2 separate regions of the Homo sapiens genome follow, and region 2 is linked to region 1. Evidence: chromatin contacts called from ENCODE Hi-C or POLR2A ChIA-PET data. All regions are on one chromosome and are shown on one strand. The core of a region is the stretch at or near the end of the contact, and the rest is flanking DNA. Distances in the headings are between cores, read along the strand shown. Region 1 has its middle 56 kb from the start of CARMIL1. Region 2 overlaps CARMIL1 (capping protein regulator and myosin 1 linker 1).

Region 1 (5,941 bases), core at 1,885-4,384:
TATATCCAAGATTATTTTACAAGTCTACCGTCGTGTATTCAGGTCATAAGCAGTAACATTCCTTGGTTCTCAACTCAAGCTACAGGGTAGTTATAACCACCCCAATAGCTTTAGCACCAACAAATTCATGAGATGAAGTAGCAGCAACTGGGTCATAAAATGAGGCATAGCAAGTAAATGGCAGCTTACAGATTGGAGTTCTAATCAGGCCATGCCTTGCAGATATTCCCAGCAAGACCTACAACAGTATAAGGTGTTTTCCAATTTCCATGCCATGAATCAGACTTTCCCTACAAATCTGAGTTTAATGCTAGGCCTCATATACAGAAACTTAGTGCCTGTATTCAGGCTGTGTCACAACAACATTCCAAGTATACTCAGTTGGACTTCCCTGTAGGAAGTTTTGAACCATTGCTAGTATCCAACTACTTCTAATTTAGAAGATTTGGTCAGTTATTTATAAGTTTCTGAAAACCAACAACATGGAGAAAAAAGCAGTCTGTTGTAACTTTTCAAGTGTGTTATGCCAAGGACATGTCAACAGATCAGTGCCAGCCAGAAACTGCACACCTTTGTGGATCTGATGCAATATAAATACAACTCCAAGCTCATAGACATTTTAAAACAAGTTGCTTTCAATGAAACATATCTAGCTGAATAGCATAAATAACACTCGGACTATTTTATGTCCTCAGCCTCTGTTATCCATCAGAAACCAGATTGACATCCAGTGAGTTCTAACTCCAGGCCTGATTTTCGCCTTAGCTTTGGATGCTGTATAAATTAGCTTGCAGAAGGTTGCAGAATAAAACTGAACGTTCAGTGTCAGCAGGTTGACATGGAGGCACTGATGCACATTCCTTGTACTGTCATTTCAAACCAAATTGTTTTTGATCTTAGAAGATGATTTTAAAATAAAATATAAAATAATCTTATATTTTAATATAGATATATGCATATATAAATTTTAAAATAAAATTTTAAATCATCAGCCATTAAAATAGAAACCGTGCTGCTACAAACAGCAACATATTGCATTTCACCTTATTCTGAGCACCATGTTATATGAGATATTTGAGGGAAAAATGAGCATTTAAGATACTTTAAGAATTTTCTCTATTCAAATTATTATATCAGAATAAAAATGAAACACATGGGGTTTGAACTTATGGGCTGCTATTTTAGTATATCAAATACAAAGTTAAAAATCAAAAACTCTTTCCCTATTTATTAGCTTCTGTTTCTATCTCAGATGCTAAAAGAAGTAGTGTGGTGTTTTTATGAAAAGAAAATATCAATGTTTCCCTTCTTCACTGTTAATGTAAATGACTCACAATTTTTTTTAACCTATAACAGTATAGGTAAGTTAAGTCTCTTATTTCTTATATGATTATTACAATATAGCCAGATAATATGGTTCATATAACTTAGATTCTTAAACATTTTGACTTTAAAGACTTTCTTTGTGACCTAGTACCTGGAGCAGGAGTGAGGTAAGGTAATATTTGAAACTTGAATAGGATATGATTGGAGTTTTAAACAAAATGATGTTTAATAACCAAACTGATCCTGACATTATTAAATCTCCCCAAGATTTCATTAAGTGTCAGGAAAAGGATATTTTGCAGAGCCCAGGTAAAAGCAATGACAGGAAAAAATAATGTCTTCCTACTTTCATTGTCCAGTGAAGCAAGATTGCTCAATAAACCAATTATAGTAGGTCCTCAATTCATGCTTGTTGAAAATAATCTCTAGTTTTAATCTTTTATCTTCCATTGGATGCAAGCAGGGCTGGACTTAGACAAAATGAGAAAGTGGAAAAGTTTGTTTTTAGAATCTTCTTATCTTAGACAAAATTAGGAAGTGGAAAAGTTTGTGTTTAGTATCTTATCTCTGTCTCCAATTTCTGGCATTCCCTTCTGCCCACTTTTCTGCCCAGTCTTTGTTCAGGAGCCATCACTCCATATGCTTGTGGCTGACCCACTGGGAATCCTTAACAGAGCCTGGCACTCCACCCACACTGCCCTAGGTATGCCTCCAGAGCCATGCACAGATATTCACCTACTTTCCCTCCCTTGGTATCAGCAAGACCTTGCTAATATTACAGAGCACATCTCTAGTAGTGTTCAGGGAAATATTCTGGCTTAATGAAGTCCCAGGCTGTAAATAACATTTGTAGGAACAGTTGCAACTTTGAAGAACCGCTATAAGGGCTAAGGAAGGACACTCTACATTGCATTCAAGGGTCTCTGTGTCTCCCCTTAGTGGGCAAGGAAGCTGCCATTTTTCCTCCTCTAGAGCAAGTCTTATCTTCTCATCCTTCTAGTGAGGCCACTGGGCCTCTTATTCGAGATTCTTTCTTTTCTCTTTTTCTTCTCTGTCATCCCAATTAGCTTTCAGAGTGTCTATGATAAAAAAGAAAAAGACAATCTACAATTCAAAAAATTAAAAATTATACTAGAGTTTATGCCTGTAAGTGATCTTTTGATAATAAAACATGTAGGATTTTAAAATTTTGATACTCAATTTTTACAAAAACAAAACTGAAATGTACACCACTGTTTCACAGAGGATATCTTATAAGAGAATTAGAATGGCTGAATCTGAACTTGGCTTCCATAGCTTCTCACATCCAGAAATTCCAAATAAATAAAGTAACTCAAACAACGGCAGTCTGACAACTCCTATCAGACCTGGAGGACACAGGGACCCATCTTCCATGTGTTAAAGGGTGAGGAAGAAAGTAAAATAGGAAAACAAAAAAAGTATGCTTTATCCAAGGGCCTATGTCTTCCCCAAATGACTTTACATTCAGAATCTCTTTGCCTAACTCTCCCCAATTTGAGAGGTATTTTTCTTCAAAATCCTGATCCTGCTTTCATTCCATTCCCTGTTTAGTATAAATTCCTGGCTAAACACACTTGGTCTCAGAGAACCATGTCAAAGGTTACTAAGGTCAAAAAAGCTTTTCTTATTTTCTGACAGTCCCTGAGGTCCTGAGAGAATGCATTCTTCTTTTGTTTGGCTGGTAAATAGGAAGTTCTGCATTTTACTTTCCCCAACAAGGAAGCAAATATTTTCTTATTGTCTTATTCTGTGGCTGTATTAAAGAAAAAAATCAGCATTTCCAGAGCTCTATGCTAACAGGCCACTGGGTGGCAGTCCTGAGCTGTAATGCAGAAGAGAAGAGTCAGGAAAAACCTGTAAACCAGAGCGGGAGATATAATAATGTTCAGGAGATAACAACGTCATCAAAGATCAACTACTTTCCACCAATAGAGCCTAATTAAATGAAAGGAATCATACCAGGAAAAAATGGAGGTAGTATCATACGTTTAAATTAAAACTGCCCAAGACGCTTAGATAAAATTGGCAGAAAAGCATCCCTCCTTCCACTTTCATTATCACCAAGGTAACATGGTCCAGAGTGGAGCTGAATGTCAACCCAGTGCTAATGGGCAGGCTTCTTCCTACTCAATTTTCCCTTTTTCACCAGGACTTCAGAATAAAGCACTAGAACTCACACTGTCCTGCTCTGCAAGCTCCAACCCCAGATTAATCCTGAAATCCCCCTTCTCTGCTTCTATATCTTAGTGATTTGGGGCTTCTAGAGAGAAGTACAACCGTGGGAACTGGTATCTTCACAAAGGTATACTTTCCGATTTCAGAAGAATACTCCATTCATCTTGTCAATACTTCTCCTTATCTAAAAACAGCATCTCTCCCCTCATCCCTTCTCCTTCCCTCACTCCTCTCTATAGCGAGAATCTCATACCTTCAGTTCTGTCCATCCCCTGTCAGCAAGTGATCTTGCCCCCACAGAGACTACTGAGCCCACAAACCCTCAAATCTTCACTCTTCCATCCCACCCCCATACACATCCTGCCCCCATACAGGTTTATCTTCATTTTCACTCATTCTTGCTTCCTGTCCCACCAATCACAAGAAATAGAACAGCTGCCCTCCTCTCCCCTCCAGGTGTCTCCCAGCATTTCACCACATGCATCAATTTCTGTGTCTACATAAACTGTTTGCCCCGCCCCCACCCCCGAATGCTAATATGACAAGAGGACATATTAGAGGAGAATCGAATTCTCTTAGCAAATGGCATGAAAATTCCTTTTGGAGATTTCTTAGAAAAATTCATGGATAAGCCCATTGAGGTTGAAGGCGAGACCTTGACTCTGGGTTGATCACTCAGTTCTAGACAAGAAAAGTAATTCCTTGCTCTAAAGGAGGAGGAAGTTGGGAAAAACGGAGGAGGAGCCAGCAGGATGGCAGAGGGCAGTGTGGTTGGGCGTATAACCCCTCTCCAGGAGCACCTCCAAACTACCTTAAAGTTCCTTGTTAAATTGTTAACTCAATAGATTACCATTAACATGAGTGTTTGTGTAGAAACTGGCGAGAAGGCTGAGATTCGCACTGTGGTGCCACAAGATGGATCTGAAACCACAGGTACAGATGTGGCAGGGGACACAAAGAGAAGCATGAGGGAGCAAGCCTCAGAAATTTAGGGAAATCATAAAAGGAATCTTGGACTGTGGCTTTGGACCAGGTTTACAAAGATGGACCAACATCTCACAGAGCCAGGGAGGCCCCAGCTGACATTGGCTTGCTCTAGCTTCTCCCATCCTAAACAAAAGCCTCTCTACCCTGAGCCCTTTTTCACTTTCTCCTTCTGTCATCATCCAACTCTCTCAGAAGCTTGGTCTGTACTTGTGGCAGCTTCAGCACCTCCCAATAATTTCTCAAACTTCTGCTGACTGTTCTCACCAAGGTCATCAATGATGTCCTCATGAGGAACATTCTCAGTCCTTGTCTCACAGAACAGTTCTTCTTCATTAGGCACCACTGATAACTTTCATCTTATCTCTCCTTGGGTCTCTGACCTTTCCAGTTGCCTTCACCATGGGCTGCTCCTCTTCTTTCTGCTGCTTAAATGTCAGTGTTAGGGATTGAGGAGGTGCATTTCCAACCAGCATCTGAAAGACTTATGATGTTCACCAAACTAGGGTTAACAAGCCTGTGAGTTGAATTTGACTACAATTGAGTCAAACTGAATGGTGCAATCAGAGTGTGAATGAAGGAAAATAAAGAAACCAAGGGAGGAAACATTATAAATGGCAGGGAAGGGAGGCCAAGAATGTTCTTGAGAATATTAAGAATATTCTGAGAATAAAAGAAACAAGCTGGGTATGGTGGCTCACACCAGCAATCCTAGCACTTTAGGGAGCTGAGGCAGAAGAATTGCTTGAGCCCAGGAGTTCAAGACCAGCCTGGGCAAAATAGCGAAATCTTGTCTCCACTAAAAATACAAGAAATTAGCTAGGCATGGTGGTGTGCATCTGTGGTCCCAGCAACCCAAAGGCTGAGGTGGGAGGATCACTTGAGCTTGGGAGGTCGGGGCTGCAGTGAGCCAAGATTGCACCACTGCACTCCAGCCTGGGCCACAGAGTGAGACTTTGTCTCAGGGGGCGGGGGAAGGTGGGAAAAAAGAACAGAGTAGATACAGAAGCCAAATTGCAATACAAAGAGAGAGGTTAACATTGTGAGAGAAGGTGCAGGTGTTCAGAGATAGAAGGAAGTAATGTTATAAAAATAAAACTATATTTGTGTAATTTAACATAAAATAGTTCCTTGACAGGAAAAAAATTATGGGAAGCACTGTGCTACATAAATTCAACTGAAAATGTGTTCATCCAACCATTAATCATAATCTGTCTGGGCCAATGAAATACAAATGATGTTCTTGTTAGCTGCAGTAGGCTTCAGAGTCAAAGGCATTCAGATTATGTTCCCACTACATTCTAACAGGAAAATCAATCCATTCACTAAATGGGCGTTAGCAATAAAATACACTAGAGCGTTCCAAAACACACAATTTACCTGGTTTATTGGGCCAGATTATCTTTCTCTGTAGACATATGATCCTTCTTTGAAA
Region 2 (5,827 bases), core at 3,172-5,671, 150 kb after region 1:
AACATATTCCCAGCGCCTTTGGGACTTAACTCACTACAGGCAAGAAGCTGTCAGTGCACTGAGGGATGGTGGGAAAGCAAAATGCATACATTTCTATTTATCGCAGTAGTGCCAGATGCTGTATATTTAAGAAAAAAACTTCCAGTATTGGAGAAGAATTGCCGTCCGCCCCCCTCACTTTATTTATTTATTTTTTTAAACAGGGTCTGGGTCTGTCACCCAGACTGGAGTGTTTTGTTGCAATCTCAGCCCACTGCAACCTTCACTTCCCGGGCTCAAGTGATTCTCCTGCCTCAACCTCCTGAGTAGCTGGGACTATAGGCATGTGCCACTGTACCTGGCTCATTTTCTTTTTTAGTAGAGATGGGGTTTTGCCATGTTGCCTAGGATGGCCTCGAACTCTTGAGTTCAAGCGATCCGCCTGTTTTGGCATTCCAAAATGCTAGGATTACAGGTGTACAAGTGTGAGCCACCATGCCTGACCATAAGCCTTTTGAAAGCTGTACTTTTGAAATGTATGTGGGATGTAGTATTTAAGAAGATTAGGAAACAGCAAAATGTGTAGATTTTTGTTGATCATTGAACCGCCTAGACATTCTCTTCTTTCAGTGTCCATTTACGTATGTATGTATTATGTATTTAGAGACAGTGTCTTGCTCTGTTGCTCAGGCTGGAGTACAGTGGCACTATCACAGCTCCCTGGAACCTCGAACTGGGTTCACAACCTCCCATTTCAGCCTCCCAAATAGCTAGGATTACAAGTGTGTACTACCATGCCTGGCTAATTAAAAAAAAAAAAAATTGTAGAGATGTGCTCTCACTGTGTTGCCCAGGCTGATCTTAAACTCCTAGCCTCAAGCAGTCCTTCCATCTTGGCCTCTCAAAGTGCTGGGATTACAGGCATGAGCCACCATACATGGCCTTTCAGTGTCTTTGAACTAGCTATTCCCTCTGCCTGGAAAACTTTCCTAAGATTTCCATGCAGTTTGGGGCACTTCCTCACCTTCTTCAAATCTCTGTACAATGTTACCTTTTTTCTGTGTCTGTGCCTGACATTTAAAATTGTAACACCTCACCCTCACCCCATTCTGCTTTACTTTTCTCCATCACACTTTGATCAGCTTTGAACATGCCCCTATGTCTTCGTTATGTATCTATGCATTGTTTTCTCTTTCCTAGAATGTAAACCTCCTGAAGGCAGGGATTTTTGCCTATTTTGCTCACTGCTGTATATCCAACCTTTTAGAATAGTGCCTGGCACATACTAGATCTCATTATACATTATACAAGTAAATGAAAGTTTTCAAGATTAAAGATTTGTATGAATTAAGTTAAGTAACAGCACCCTCTTACAGGACACAAGAGAATAATCATGTCTGTACAGGTTGGCCCCTGGTAAGATGCTCATTTAAAAATGGTTGTGTCAGTTTAATATAAGTGTGTTCTTTTCTTGCCTACTTAAAATGTATTTCTAACTATGACTTTTCTTTTGGAAAATGATTGACTTTGGGGGAGCTCTTTCAGAGGTAAAGGAAGTTAACTAGCAGATCTAGGTAACTGAACCTTGTGTACTATTCTAGAAATGTTTATACTTCTGCCAAATTGAAGCATGAGTTCAGTGTTTGCATAACCACCTGTGCAGTTACTCATAGTAGCATTCCAGTATGCATTTGCTGAACTATACTCTTCAATTTTGCAATAAAAGTATTTTCACATGTTGGCTGCTACTGTGAAAATTGGTTTCTCTCAAATGTTCGGAAAGCTTGTGCTGCAGTTTTGATGTGGGGGGTGTGGTTTAGTGCTGCATAACATTTACTTTTTTGGTGGAAGGGGGATCTGTGATGTAAACTTTTGGTTTCAATTTCTCTATTTGGAGCTCTTTTTGTTAGTGCTAAGAATTCTGAGGGTATCCCTATAGATGCTGGTTAAAAAACAAACAAAGCAATGTTGTCATTGACAGTTTGGTCAAGTGGGATGTAAGCTGCTGAGTGGGGTGAAGACCTGGTCTCCTTGGGGCTGATTTGGGGTTTGGGAGTGGTTTGGAGGGTGGCTGCCATTGAGGAGCAGGAAGTGTGGGGGTTGCTGCTGTGTCTGGAAGGACCTCCTAGGGGAGAGCTAGCAAACCAACATCACCAGTGCCCCCAGAACACTCAGCTGTGTGTGATGTGGCTGTGTGTGCCCTTGCTGGTACTCAGTCCTGTTAAGGCTTGAAGAGGAAGGTAAGGAGGGTAAGACTTGGAGAGGGAAGAGTTAAGGAGGGAGAATATTAATGCAGTAAGGAAGTAATTCATATTTTGAGACAGGTTCCCATGTGTGAACACTTGACTTCCAAACAGCCCACACTTGGCTTCATTATCTACAGACCACCTCTCCTGTGCTGCATTCAGACTCTCCCCCAAACCCCGACGGAGCCTCGGTCTGTCGCCTAGGCTGGAGTGCAGTGGCATGATCTCGGCTCACTGCAGCTTCTGCCTCCCAGGTTCAAATGATTTTCCTGCCTCAGTCTCCCGAATAGCTGGGATTTACAGGCACATGCCACCATACCCGGCTGATTTTTGCATTTTTAGTAGAAATGAGGTTTCCCCATGTTGGCCAGGCTGGTCACAAACTCCTGACCTCAAGTGATCTGCCTGCCTTGACCTCCCAAAGTGTTGGGATTACAGGCGTGAGCCACCGCACCCGGCTGCATTCAGACCTTTCCACGTCAGCTGAACTATCAGTAAAATTCTGAGCACAACTCTGAGAGAAATTCAGAGTTCAAATCAGTTGGTATGCCAGAAGCAGAGAACCCTGATCCTTACTGGAGTTGACTAGGACACCTTCTCTTTATTAGTTAAAGGTATGGCTAAATTTAAATAACTAATAGAGGTCAGACACGACTTACTTAGTTTCTGAGAGTAGTTGTTAACTGTCCTTTTCCCAAGGGAAATAAGCTAAGCTGAATTACTTAAACCACACTTTTTCCGTTTCTTAAAATGATTTCCATTTCCCTGCCCTAGGAAAAGTAGGCGGCTGCAGAGAGGTTGTGACAGAATTATAAAGCTATTTGAGTTAAATTAGCCCAGTACATCACTCTTAGAGCACATTGAACAGACAGCTAACACCTCCTGATAAGCACCAGCTACATACAGATCAATGTTTTCAAATGAAACCAAAGACATACATTCAATTTAGGGAGACAAAACAGACATTACTCAGGAATCTCATAGAACCCCAGATGATTATGATATAACCAATAACATAAGACCCACCTGATTGGCAGTTCTGTGAATCACCCTAAAATCTCTACTAAAATGGTTAAGTCCTGTACTCTTTACTCTGGAGTCCTCTTGTCTACCTTTCAGAAATGGTTGAAATATTTAGATGTGGAATTAATGAGATTTTACATGTCTACACTCTTGCTTTATATATTTTAATGTGATAAATGGCCTCATGTATGTATATTCTTCCTTGTCCCAGACTCATGTTTTTTGAGTAAAATCTTTAATTGGTCAAAATGTGTTGTATTGATCAGTATGTTATATAGAATGATGTACTTATTGATTTACTGTAAATAATTACAGTGGAGCAATTCTGTTAGGAGGGTTCGTTTTTGCCATTTTAGCAAGGAAAATTTGCCAGTTATTTTGGCTGAATTTAAAACCCCTTACATGATTAGATCACATGTCTATTTCTGCTGTAATAGAGGAGTGTAAGTAACTAAGTTTATCTGAACTTTTAGGAGTCTCCTTTTAGGCTCAAATTAGTTAGTCTGGTGTCTATACAGGGCCTTTGTTAAAGACTGGATTTAAATATTGGGTGGATCTGTCTTGGATCCTGTTCTAGGGAACGCTTCTTGGAAGTCCCAGACGGGGAACTCATCATAACCTGGTTTTACCCCGTAGCATGGCCCTGTGCCATCGACACCATTAGAGCAAGGCTCAGTGTCTCGAGCTTTAGTTTAATTCTCAACCCATTGATCGCTCTTGCAGTCAGCTTAACAGTTGAATGCAATGCTGTATTTTGTTTTTTTTTTTTTTTTTTAAAGCTAGTCCAGAAATTACCACAGCTGCTTCTCAGTTAATCAGATGCTTAAGACTCCCGTTTCCACATTGCTTGGCTGCTACATTTTTATAACACCACAGCTGTCTGGATCTAGCTTGTGCCCCTCGCCCCCCTTACCCCTTTCCATCTGCCACCTCTCACCACTTCCTCACTTGCTATGTATCGAGGTGGCAAATTCCCAAGTAAACTGCTGACTTTCCTCCCCTGCAGGAAGGCTGGGCCTTTGGTTCACAGTAGCCTCTTTCACCAGAACTCTCGTAGGCTAGGAACCAACCCTGGAGTACTGCTGCTCTCAGAAGTGCCCACATTTGCCTCTGGAGCTTGCTTTGTGTGTTTGGGTGTTGAATTTTCCCCTTGACTTGGAAACTTTTGTGAAGAAACTGAAAGGTGCTTTCAGATTAAGCAGCTGTGGCTCCCCCTTCCAGCCACGCTCTTTGTTTTTAAAGCTCAAAGTCTTATTTGAAGTGAGGAGAGAAGGTAGGTAGGTTGCAGTCCAGGTTTTTCTGTTTGTGAATGACGTTGCTTACCTTGGCTGATTCCTTTTCCTAATGACGGTGCTTCTACTCTTGGCCTTTTGCCATGTGTGTACCATCCACTGGGAGCTGTTTTCCCTTGTCCTTTAAAGCGTATCCGACTCTATCTCCAGTGCTCTTCTAGCAAGCTGTTACAGTAAGCATAAAAACAAGCGCATTAAACTAGGAATAAAATGCCAAGTTTCTGTCTCCTTGCCAACCTCATTAGAAAACAGTGATAAAGTATGTATGCATATAATTACAGTAATTAAACATTTGAAACCAGCTCAATAGGGAACCTTCTTAATGCTTTTATGAGTGTGATATTTTCATTTCAGAACTGGACTCTGTGTGGCTTCTATTTTATTCAAGACCTTCATCTTTATGGGGGTAGGCGGGGGAAGGTGCTCCTTTTGACCACAGCGCCAAGCATCTGCAAGAGTAGCTTTATTACACATGTATTAGCAGGGAACAGAGCAACCTTTCCATCACTGTGTTTATTTTTGAGGGTGTGTAGCCAGTTGTCAAATATAAAGACATGAATGGCCTGGCTAGTAAAGAAGACGTGGAAAATAATTGTAAACTGTCTGCCATGATGTGCTTGCTCTTAAGAGCAAAGGACAGGAATATTTTGTCTTTTGTACTGCCCCGACGGAGTCATACAGCCCCTGCATTTGTGTGGGATGATAGAGTAGCACTATGGGGTTTGTCTGCCTCGTAGCTCTTCCACCCTGAGAGCTATTCTCACTTAGGAAGTGGAAAGTCTAAAGGACCAACTGTAGGTTGAACCAGGAGTTTCATTCACTAAACATATTTTTTTTTTAGTTGATATATATATATGTAAAATTTCAATAGCTTTTGAGGTACAAATGGTTTTTGGTTACACGGACAAATTGTATAGTGGTGAAGTCTGCGATTTTAGTGCACCCATCATCTGTGTATATTGTACCCAATATGTAGCTTTTTTTTATCCCTCATCTCTCTCCTCCCCTCCCCTCTTCTGAGTCACCAAAGTTCGCTAAATGACTCTGTATGCTTTTGTGTACCCATAGTTTAGCTCCCACTTATAAGTGAGAACATACGGTATTTGGTTTTCCATTCCTGAGTTACTTCACGTAGAATAATGGCCTCCAGCTCCATCCAAATTGCTGTGAAAGATATTTCATTCTGTTTTATGTCTGAGTAGTATTCCATAGTGTATATAGACCACATTTTCTTTATCCATTCATCAGTTGATGGGCACTTAGGTTGGTTCTGTATCTTTGCAATTG

The links. A loop is a pair of places that touch in the nucleus more often than their neighbours do. ChIA-PET counts read pairs that join two places held with the same protein, here RNA polymerase II (POLR2A). Pooled maps may share reads with other maps.
Region 2: a pooled map shows a loop between it and region 1 (2.4-fold over the local background). The contact joins two enhancer-like sites. A Hi-C loop is called at or near these places in 4 of 50 pooled maps. POLR2A ChIA-PET finds 5 or more read pairs at or near these places in 2 of 52 experiments (activated CD8-positive, alpha-beta memory T cell and activated T-cell).

Annotation. Positions count from the first base shown.
Region 1 is chr6:25,220,502-25,226,442 of GRCh38, forward strand. It overlaps the pseudogene LOC100533655. Among named protein-coding and RNA genes, the nearest start is that of CARMIL1, 56 kb to the right of the region's middle. Within about 2 kb of position 3,135, at least 3 of the 41 ENCODE cell types and tissues checked have a DNase peak (open chromatin) inside an H3K27ac peak, as active enhancers do.
Region 2 is chr6:25,365,375-25,371,201 of GRCh38, forward strand. The region is part of intron 2 of CARMIL1 (capping protein regulator and myosin 1 linker 1); the gene reads left to right. LOC124901281 (a long non-coding RNA gene) reads right to left here. Exons shown (of 3, transcript XR_007059512.1): 2 at 4,572-4,705. Among named protein-coding and RNA genes, the nearest start is that of CARMIL1, 89 kb to the left of the region's middle. Within about 2 kb of position 4,422, at least 14 of the 41 ENCODE cell types and tissues checked have a DNase peak (open chromatin) inside an H3K27ac peak, as active enhancers do.